Linked DNA regions of Mus musculus: region 1 is linked to region 2. A link is a loop called in an ENCODE intact Hi-C map of the cell type or tissue named here. Cell type or tissue: gastrocnemius. All regions are shown on one strand. Each heading gives the region's core, and the rest is flanking DNA. Links, peaks and the distances in the headings are about the cores only.

What was found. Hi-C counts contacts between places; a loop is a spot of excess contacts. Peaks named below come from ENCODE experiments on the same cell type or tissue, not always from the same donor. Only the 100,000 strongest peaks of a DNase experiment are listed, where the experiment ranks them.
Region 1: it touches region 2 in a loop (15-fold over the local background); 2 of 42 quality-filtered maps call a loop at or near these places.

What each region holds. Positions count from the first base shown.
Region 1 is chr4:118,147,911-118,153,275 of GRCm38, reverse strand. Kdm4a (lysine (K)-specific demethylase 4A) reads left to right here. Exons shown (of 22, transcript NM_001161823.1): 12 at 1-86; 13 at 4,410-4,591. Among named protein-coding and RNA genes, the nearest start is that of St3gal3, 16 kb to the right of the region's middle. In gastrocnemius, for the core only: no CTCF peak of the experiment used is centred there; DNase peaks (open chromatin) are centred at 2,340, 2,798, 3,109, 5,170 and 3 more places; H3K4me3 peaks cover 2,316 bases; H3K27ac peaks cover 5,000 bases.
Region 2 is chr4:117,909,544-117,914,908 of GRCm38, reverse strand. It overlaps Ipo13 (importin 13), which reads left to right. Exons shown (of 20, transcript NM_146152.3): 1 at 1-621; 2 at 2,400-3,136. The coding sequence starts at 538. Among named protein-coding and RNA genes, the nearest start is that of Ipo13, 2.8 kb to the left of the region's middle. In gastrocnemius, for the core only: no CTCF peak of the experiment used is centred there; DNase peaks (open chromatin) are centred at 1,264, 1,694, 2,455, 2,689 and 1 more place; H3K4me3 peaks cover 5,000 bases; H3K27ac peaks cover 5,000 bases.

The DNA of each region.
Region 1 (5,365 bases), core at 188-5,187, 240 kb before region 2:
TAAGAAGACCAAGGGTCGCCGCCAGCCCTTGAGCAAGCTCCCACGCCACCACCCACTCGTGCTGCAGGAGTGCGGCAGCGATGACGGTAAGTCGTCTCCTCTCTTCACTAGACGGAAAGCGGGTCCCCACAGCGAGCCTTGCCCTCACCGGGCGTCAGAGGTCAGGGGTGGGCGTGGGCCCAGGGCCCAGGACAGTTCAGAGCTGGTGGGCTGTGTGATTGTACGCAGCCTCTTTCTTTTCTCTTCCTAGGAGGTACAAGGTTGGTTTTTCAGGATAGTAAGTTGCGTCAGTGATACCAAGCTCTGTGCATGCACAGCTGGCTAAGATATGTGCCTGCCCTCAAGGTGCCCACCGAGGAGTGGGGTTGCCAGCTAAAGGGATGTAAAGAAAGGAGCCCTATCCAAGCTGAGGGGACAGCAGGAATGAGACGGGGAATGGGGGTGCAGGCAGGGGAGCTGCCGGGCAGTGCTGCCTAGCTCAAGCTGGAGGACACCGCTGCCGCCTGAACTGAGCTGAGGGGCAAGGCAGGCGTGGGGCTGGCCGTCCACAGCTCCTCTCACGAGCCTACTGAGGCTGTCCTCACACGCAATAGGGAACCGTGGAGGTGTGTTTGAAGAAGGGGAGCACCACAGTGGGGTTGGCATTGGAAGGACTGCTCCCAGACACCACTGGGCCCGGATGCTGGTGGGGTGGGAGAAGCGGAAGTAGTGAAGACGGCGCCAGCCGGATTGGGCAGCAGTCTGCAGAGCTGGAAGGGTAGACCACAGGGAAGAAGATGAGTTGATGGCCTCATCTTTGTGTCCTAAGGCTTTTGGCTTCAGAAACCCAAGGTTACTGTGGATAGAGAAAATTGATGTGGGAAGACATCGATGTGGAGGAGTATTTTTAAATGAAAGGGTCTCACTCATCAAGAATGCCTAGAAGCTTGAGCAGGGGCTGGAGGTGGGACAGAGGAGCAGAAGAGCCTGGGGAGGAGACAGAAAGGGGAACTAAGAGATCTGTGCAAGAAGAACTAGGAAGTGTAGCTTCGAAGCGCATCTTGACAACAGCAGGGAGTGGTCATCTCAGTTGCCTGGAGCAGCAGGCTGGTGCTGGCAGGCCTCCCAGGTACTGGCTCGTGCATGCTTGTGGAACCAGAGCCACTTGGACTGCTGACTCTCCAGTGCGGAGCCCCTCTCCTCCTCTCCTCTCCTGTGACATGCTGTCACAGCTCATCTCTCAGTTTTCCTCTTAGAAAGTATGGGACAGCCTGGGCACAGGGACAGCCTACAGGCCCTGGGATCAGAAGTGGCCAGACTCTGAGTCTTGTCCCAGCTGTCCCTCTGAGTCTGTGCTCAGAGAGCTTCTGCCTCTTGTATGATTTCTTCCCTTGATGCTTTAAAACGACCCAGGTTAGCCAGGCAGGTGTGCCACACGCCTTTAATCCTAGCACTTGGGAGGCAGAGGCAGGCAGATTTCTGAGTTCCAGGCCAGCCTGGTCTACAGAGTGAGTTATTTTTTTTTTTTTAAGATTTATTTATTTATTTTATGTAATGTATATGAGTACACTGTAGCTGTACAAATGGTTGTGAGCCTTCATGTGGTTGTTGGGAATTGAATTCTTTAGGACCTCTGCTCGCTCCGGTCAACTCCACTCTCTCAGTCCCTGACTGCTCCGGCCCAAAGATTTATTTATTATTATACATAAGTACACTGTAGCTGACTTCAAACGCACCAGAGGAGGGGTCATACGGGTGGTTGTGAGCTAGTTCTTAGACAGCCAAGATTACACAGAATAAAAAACCCTGTTTCAAAAAGGCAAAAACTAACCAATCAGACAAAAAGACACAGACCGTAGGGAAAAAAAGTTTCCAAGAGGCAAAAGAAAAATTATCCAAAGAGGAGTTTGTGAATACTGAGAGCACACACTTCCAGCCCAGGTGTGAATTGTTGTCTGAGTATGTCTTTTTGGAATTATGTAACTGATGTCATCTGTCTCTACTTTTTGTGATAAGCAGTGTTCAGTCATGGCAAAGTGAAAGGAGACTCTGTGTGGTCCCCCCCATGTGTTCATTGCTATCAGAACTTTTACTGTGAGTTTGTCTGCTTTCTTTCTGCTGGTACATTATGGACACAGGGTATAGTATAGCCCAGGCTGTGGTATAGCCCAGGCTGTGGTATAGCCCAGGCTCGCCTTGAGCTCCTCCTGATCTTCTTCCCTCCGCTTTCAGGTGCTGCTCTGGCAGCTTCGGCTTCTCCTGGACACCTGCTGTGTCCCTGAGAGGAGGATGTGGTTATCTGGTCTCTTCACTGTTCTCATTTATTTTTGAGACAGGGTTTCTCGGTTTAGCCCTGGCTGTCCTGGAACTCTGTAGACCAGGCTGGCTTTGAACTCAGATCCACCTGCCTCTGTCTCCCAAGTGCGTGCTGGCTCGCGCTCTCTCTCTCTCTCCCTCTCTCTCTCTGTCTGTCTGTCTGTCTCTCTCTCCTCTCTCTTTTTCTGGCTTTTTAAAAAGGCATTTTTATCTGAATAACAACATTTTCAGTGCGATGCACACGTCTTGACTATAAGGCTCCGTGAAGCTTTACATATGTAAACTGTTAGAATTCTGATCTCTGCAATTTTCACTTAACACAGTGGAAGTCTCCCCTTGGCATTCAGTGTTCACATATGTCATGGTTTGGGCCACTTTTGGCTTCGTGAGTAGAGCAGATGTCAGTATGTGAAGACGGGTCTATGAGCTTGTCTATTTCTGTCCCTGCTGTACTATCTTGGTCCCTCATGTTGGGGTCAGGCACTCTGGGCTCTTAGAGGCTGTCTGGCTCGTTCACACTGACCTCCTTACGCTACAGTGGCCCTTCACAGGGGCTGGCTGTGCACAGTGGCAGCTGCCAGGTCCCTGTAGATGAAACCTGACTATGGTAGGTGGAGGAAGAAATGGCTTCTCTGCATTATGCTAGAGTTGCCTAGAGCGAGCATGTGGGCACCTACAATAGGTGTGCCCACCACAGCTTACGCTAGGCTTCTTTGCAGAGACCTCGGGCCTCTGGGGGAAGGAGTGTTTTTATCGTAGCCAGTAGCACTGCAGTGGTTTGCAAATCCACAGTCCCCTGGGCAGTAGCCTCATGGCGATGCCTGATGGGCGCACTGTCAAAGCCAATTTCCTGTCAGCCACTGAATGCATGGCCAGAGGGATAGACAACAGGGGCTTCTCATCTCCACATGCAACAGCACTTCCTACAGGCTTGCGCCTCCTCATCTGTTTATTGCATCAATCTGTCCCGACGTTTGCTCCTGCTTCTATCAGAGTTCTCTCCAGCGTTCAAAATTGTTAAGGTTCTGCCCTGCTCCTTGACCTTGTGTGTGCCAGGAACTAGTGGGCTTTGCACCTTTCTTGCTTTGTGAGAATAGTTCCACTGTGTTCCACTCTGCAGTGAGTCTCACTCTTGTGGAAAGATGAACCCAGAGGAGGATTTTTCCTTGGTCGTGGTTAAGGGTGCCTGAGTTGTGAGGCCTGCTGCTGCTGCCCAGCACACTGAAGAGAGATGAGGAGTCTATGGCCCGGGGCTCTGAGGAAGGCCAGCAAGTTGCTGGTTGAGGCTTTATAATACTTGATGCTCTTCAGGATCAGCATTTTCCTCCCTCTCTCCCAGTCTTTGAACATGCAGTAGCCAGTTTTATTTCCTGGCTACTGGATTATGCCTGTGAGTTCTCCACTCACAAGCTCCTGGTTGACATAGACATTTAGTGGCCAGGAAGAAGATTCATCTCCTGAGATCCTGGGATGCCTCCCCCCCCCCCCCCCGGCGCCCCCCACCAGGCAGATTGTTCTTCCCCCACGACCTGGACTTTCCAGAGTGAGCGGGGAAAGTCCTGACCAAGGGCCATGATGTAACACCTTTCATCCTTACTAGTCCTGTCTTGGCCTGTTTCCCCAGGACAACTGAAGGGAAAGCCCAGAGGAGAACGGACTTGACTCGCTGGCATTTTGGAGGCAGCAAACCGCATAGTTCCTGACTGTCTGCTGCTTTATTCTGCTGCCCACAGAGGGCAGAGGGTTGAATGTGGCAGCTGTTACAGGGGACAGAGTGGGATGAGCACCCAGAACATGAGGAAGAATAGAGACCTTGAGCCAGTCTGACAACAGAAAGCAGTTGCGACAGCCACCCTAGTCCCCCATGTCCCCGTTCACATCCCAGCTAAGTCTCCCGGGCTAGTCCCCCATGTCCCCACTCACATCCCAGTTAAGTCACCCTGGCCTAAAAGGAGTCTGTTGGTAATTGTTTGGCCTTTGCCTTTTATCATCCTCTGGAATCCTGAGTTTAGTCCTAACCTGGAGCCAGGGCCACTGGCTGAACTCCTCCGCACTGTAGGCAGACCTCCTGTGTGCAGGCTGGTGCTAACTCACACTTCTGTTTCCTCCTCTAGAGACTTCTGAGCAGCTGACCCCCGAGGAGGAGGCTGAGGAGACAGAGGCTTGGGCCAAGCCTCTGAGCCAGCTGTGGCAGAACCGACCCCCGAACTTTGAGGCTGAAAAGGAATTCAATGAGATCATGGCCCAACAGGCCCCTCACTGTGCTGTGTGTATGATCTTCCAGACCTACCATCAGGTGAGCGTGCTTTGCTGCCGCCAGATATCCTGGGCCAGCAATTGGAGGAAGCGGGGTTTAATTGTGGGTGCGAGGTTTGTCACTGCTTGTCTTAGGAGGCCTTTCCCCTAGTATCCTCGTTCTGTTAATGCTCGCGTGGCTATGCCAGGCAGATAACACTTAAGAATGCTTTGATCTGGTGACCCTTGTTTGTGACACAGATCTCGATGTTTGCAGAGCATGTTTCTTCTTATCTTTCTGGACCAGGGCTCTTTCTTCTCGATCCTATGCAGTCCTGATCAATTAGGGTACAAGAATGCAGTTTCTTTCCCATTTGACATTAGCCTTGGGCCAGGAGCCCGGTCTTCTCATGCCATTTTCTTTTTTCCCCTCCTCATTGTCATAGTGAGTGCTGCCTGAGCAGAAGGCAGCTGGGGCCAGGGAGGCGGGAGGGCAGAGGCTCTGCCACAGTGAAGGCTGGGCTCAACTGTGGGCTTCCCATGCCGGTCCACTGATGACCTCACAGTGTGGATCGCTTTGGGTCGAGCTCCAGAAGGTCAGACAGGAATTCACAGCAGTCAGGTGCCGAGTAACCAACTCAGGCTCAAATGGGTCCTACGCCGTGTGGCAGTAGGTAGGCAGTTTCCCTATGGCAGTTAAAGTGGCCCAGCTGCCCTGAGCTTGGCAGGGCCCAGGCTCATGCATGCAGAAGGATGGCATCTAGACCCACATGCTGGATCAACAGCTACTTCTTTGTATTAACTGGCAGCAAAGCAGAGAACTGTTTGTGCCGTG
Region 2 (5,365 bases), core at 56-5,055:
TCCCCCAACTCTACCGACTCTGCCCCAGACTCACGAAACTGCAATCCCGTGCTTCCTTGGACGTCTCCGTATCTCGCGAAGGGCTCTCTCCCGGGTGATCTCCCAGCCCCCCTGACCTCATAGCATCTAGAAGCTCGTCCAGACTGGGGTGTTATGGGTACAGGCCGTTGATTCTGTGACCCCTCACGGGCCAGGGCCTCTGTTTCCCCTATAGGCCTCCCTCCCCTATGACTTTTGATTCAAGGGACAGAGCTGTGACCTCCCACTAGGACCCTTGTCTGGGAGTACCTCACGGACGCCTCCCTTCTGGGAGCCGCCTTAGCGGGTCCCTTTCCGAAGAGCACATCTTTTGACCTCTGCAACCCACTCCCCCTCCAAACGAGGTGGGCAGGCCTCGGCAGCCATGCCCGCCCTGGGCATCCCCTCATCCCACCACCTCCCGGGTACTCAAGCCGGGGTCTAGCAGGGGGCCGACAGCCAAAGGGCTGGGGCAAGAAAGAGATCAGGGTCCACCTCCCTGCCAGGCAGGGAGCAAAGATGGAGCGGCGGGAGGAGCAGCTGGGGGCTGCAGGGGCTGGAGCAGCACCAGCCTTGGACTTCACTGTGGAGAACGTGGAGAAGGTATGAGGGCCTTGGGGTGGGCACTCCAGTGACAGAGCAGAAGTTCTGGGGACTGACACTAATGCCAAAGCTCAGACGCGGGCTCAGTGCCCGCTGGGATGATGCCCCCAGAGCACCTGGTATTTACCATCTCTCTTGGGCAGCCGGCTTGGACAGCAGTGTTGCAGTGCCTAATGGGCTATTTTGGGCTTTCTGTAGACACAGGTCCCCTTTCGGATAGATACTCTAGGATCTTAGGTTGTTCCCTGTAGGGTGCTGAAGGGTTTAGACTTATAACCAAATCGGCTCCTGCCCAGATCCAGGAGAAAAGCAGGCGGAGTTCTGGAGGGAACCAGAAACTCACAAGACCTGCCACTCAGCCACCCCCACCCCCACGTTAGAAACCACACGGATGCTGAATGATCCTGGACCCGACTCACTTTTTTTCAGTCAAAGGCTCACAAAGATATCTGGAGCTAAACCCGTCTGAGTTATATGTTCATTTATCTTCAGAAAGGGTCTTTTCCTTATTGGATGGAAGTCAAACCGGTCCTGGACAGGCAGGAGTGTGCCTGGCTCTCTTGTTTTGTGCTGGGTCCAAGGGGCTTGGCTCTGCTGGCAACTTTACAGGGCCCTTCCTTCCTTACCTGCCCACATGGCTTTCTGCCATGGCCTCCTTCCAGACTTCTCCATTGCCCAGGCCATCTTTTTCTATTCTATTCTTCTCCCAGCAGCCTGGAATGCAGGAATGCACCCGCCCCACCCCCAATACTCCCAAGGATGATCCGAGAGGTAGGGGTATCCTACTGGATAGCAAGGGGCAGTCATAGAAAAACATTTGTTGTTCTTGAGGCTTGTTTACCTAACAAATGTTGAGAACACATATCTTCTTGTTCGGTCTCTTGTCTCCTTTTGCTTCCTTGAGTGGCTGGCTGTACAAGGGACAGTAGCCATAACTGGCTTTCAGGGGGCGGGAGGGTACAGATTTGGTTAATCCTAGTTGGATGGAGTCCATTTAGGGAACCTGGCTGGCCCTTGGGGCTGGACAGTGTTGGCATGGTGGCACATGGTTGGTTTCATGTGCTGCCAGGGAGATGAGCCATTGTTTTCTCTCTGCATGAAGTCCCAATGGAGTTGGGCCTTGGGGATTCTGCTGCTGACAGCTCCCGGGTAGGCACTTGCTTAGGCTGCTTCTGGCCAAGGCCTCTCTGCATCATCTGATTGGAGACTTACTTGTACTCTCTGAAGATGTATGTTCCCACCCTCCCTTCCAGTGTATCCGTTCCAGAGCTACCTGGCCTGAAGCAGTCCTTCTCAGATTTCATACTGGCTTTAGTGCCAGCCTCTGGAGTGACCTCGGGATGATCCTGGGGGAGCAGATGGAGTTTGCTTGTTGGAATCAATGGGAGGAGCTGTATCTAAAGAGCCAGGCTCCTTCAGGCTGTTCTGTACTTGTCTGGAGCTTACATTTATTCCCCGTGGAGTCATTCCCTCCTCCTAGGCCTTGCCCTTACATACCTCCCTGTGGGACGAGCCCAGCCCCGGCCTTTTCTGCTTTCCTGTGGAGAGTCCCTCTCAGAACCCGTTTGTACTATAAGAAGAGAATATGATAGAGCATGGGCAAGATTCAGGCTTTCAAAAGGTCAGCGGAATCCTGAGCTCTCTCCCTTCCTACTCACTCCGTCTTCCCCCAAGTCAGGGAGAGGCAGCATCTTGCAGGACCGAGTCCCACCCTCTGTTCTGGGCTCTGGCAGGATCCAGAGTAGCCAGCACCTGCTCAGTCCTGTGCTGTCCTGCAGGCGCTGCACCAGCTCTACTACGACCCCAATATTGACAACAAGAACCTGGCTCAGAAGTGGCTGATGCAGGCCCAGGTCTCTCCACAGGCCTGGCACTTCAGCTGGCAGCTACTACAGCCAGACAAGGTGCCCGAGATCCAGTACTTTGGGGCCAGTGCCCTGCACATCAAGATCTCTCGCTACTGGAGCGACATCCCCACCGACCAGTATGAAAGCTTAAAGGCACAGCTCTTCACCCAGATCACCCGCTTTGCCAGCGGCTCCAAAATTGTGCTGACTCGGCTGTGCGTGGCGCTGGCCTCACTAGCTCTCAGCATGATGCCTGACGCTTGGCCATGTGCTGTGGCAGATATGGTTCGGCTCTTCCAGGCTGAGGACTCGCCGGTGGATAGCCAGGGCCGTTGCCTGGCCCTGCTAGAGTTGCTGACAGTACTGCCCGAGGAGTTTCAGACCAGCCGCTTGCCCCAGTACCGCAAAGGTCTGGTGCGGACCAGCCTGGCTGTGGAGTGTGGGACTGTCTTCCCATTGCTGGAGCAACTGCTACAACAGCCCAGCTCTCCTAGCTGTGTGCGTCAGAAGGTGCTCAAGTGCTTCTCCAGTTGGGTGCAGCTGGAGGTACCCCTGCAGGACTGTGAGGCGCTCATTCAGGCTGCCTTCGCCGCTCTGCAGGACTCAGAGCTCTTTGACAGCAGCGTGGAGGCCATTGTCAATGCCATCTCCCAACCTGATGCCCAAAGGTGAGTTACTCTCCAGCTTCCCAGAAAGGGAGCGCCCCATCCATCCCGTAGGCATCAATGGGGTGTCTGTCATACGCGTCATCCTACGGAGACAAAAGATGCAGGCGAGACACGGTCCCTATTCTCACTGTGGCAAAAGTGAGGCAGACATTAAACAACTAAATTATCTGGTAGACTATTAACACATTGGCCTGTTCACTTGCCCTCAGCCAGTCACTAAGTCCGTAGCATCCTGCTCCCAGCAAATAATATTGCAGATCTATTATTTCCAGTTTCTGTAACCACCTCCCTAATCCCAGCTGTTATTGTCTCTTTTCCCAGACTTTAGCAGAGATTTCTCGACAGCCTCCTGCTTGCCCCGCCTGTACCCTCTATCAGCCCAACAGTCAGATTGACGGTCTGAAAATGAGGCTCTAATCTTTTCCTTTCCAACCAGTGGCTCTCCTCCATGTTTAAAGTTCAAACTCATCAGTCATAAAGATGCCACCCCCACGAGGTGCACAGCCCAGTTTCAGCTCATGTCACTTTCCTGACTTGCTGTGCTTCGATACGGTCCCGCTCCTTCCCAGCCCCTGAGCAGGAGCCTGGCGCATCACCGAGAAGTTCCCGGTGATTCTTAAGGCCAAGCGTGGTCTTCTCCACCGCGGCATCTCGAGCTCTTGAGTGAGATTCCTGGCTTTTCTTCCAAGCCCATAACGTGACTCCTTTATATATCCGTGTGCATGTCCTCATTAGCCACTCAACTGCAAGGCCAGGGACTCGTCAAATCATGTAGGACCTTGGCAGCCAAGCTCGAGAGTTTTTTTCTTTTAAATAAGTGTTTGTTTTTAAAGATATATTTATTTATTTTATGTATGTGAATACACTGTCACTGTCTGCAGCCACACCGAAAGAGGACATCTGATTCCTTTACAGATGGTTGTGAGCTATCATGTGGTTGCTGGTAATTGAACTCAGGACCTCTGGAAGAGCAGCCAGTGCTCTTAATCACTGAGCTATCTCTCCAACCCTTTTTTTTTCTTCCTGAAGCCAGTATAAATTTCCTGAAGGATTTTATACAGAAAAAAAAATGGTCTGTTGAGGCTAGGCAGTGATGGCACATGCCTTTAATCCCAGCACTTGGGAGGCAGAGGCAGGTAGATTTCTAAGTTCAAGGCCAGCCTGGTCTACAGAGTAAGTTCCAGGACAGCCAGGGCTACACAGAGAAACCCTGTCTCGAAAAAACAAAAAGAAAAAAGAAAGAAAGAAAGGAAAAATGGTCTGTTGGGATTCTTTTGGGTTTAAGTTAGGCTAGAAGAACAAGACTAGAGACCTGACCCTGACACTTGAGAGAAAGGTTTTGGGAATCCTAGGTAGAGATGGAGAGGGAAGCTGTAGAGGCGTGGCTAATGGCTCAAGCCTTGTCAATAGTTGTGTCTGAGTTTGAATTGCAGAGTATGTTTACTAACTGTGAGACCTTGAGTGAACCACTTCTAAGCAAAAATGGAGGCAATCATACAAAGCACAGGGTAATTGTAGTGTTGGAACAGGACGCTGTGTCCAAGCTGGCCCTTGGAATTCAGTAAAGAGTGTTTCGGTTCCTTGAGTAATGGCAGCTCTTTTGTGGCCTTTACTCAGGGCGGGAGATCAGCAGCTCCCATTAGTACATATGTGCTGTGCCACATGCTTTAAATTGGGGACTGTATGTGATGATTTTGCTCTTCTACCATTTGTGATAAGTTTAATGGTAACCTTTTTTCCTTTAAGAGAGAAGCAGACAGTTACTGTTAAGCTGACTAAAGCTGTTTGCTTTAAGCCATTAAGGAACAGAAACTGTTACATGCAGTAGGCTAGAGCTGCTCCTACACACGCACACGCACACGCGCACACACACACACACACACACACACACACACACAGGTAACATAGTCAGTTGCTGTTCTTTAAAACTTTAAAGGGCTGTGGATATCAAGGCTTAGTAGTAGTGCTGGCTGAACACGTACAAGCCCTAGGTTCAATCCCACTACTAAAGAGGGGGGAAAAAGTCAAAGGATATTGGCTGAAAACATGTTTTGGTATGAAAGTTAAATAAGAGAGCATGAGATATTGAGTGTAGTTGCCTGGTACTTCATATTGTCACTTGTATTCGTTAATATTGGCTATTACCTTTGCAAGAACAGATAGTAAAATATTGTGTTAGTAAGATGCTGGCTCCCTAGCGTAGTATAGATAACAAGTCTCATGTGGGGG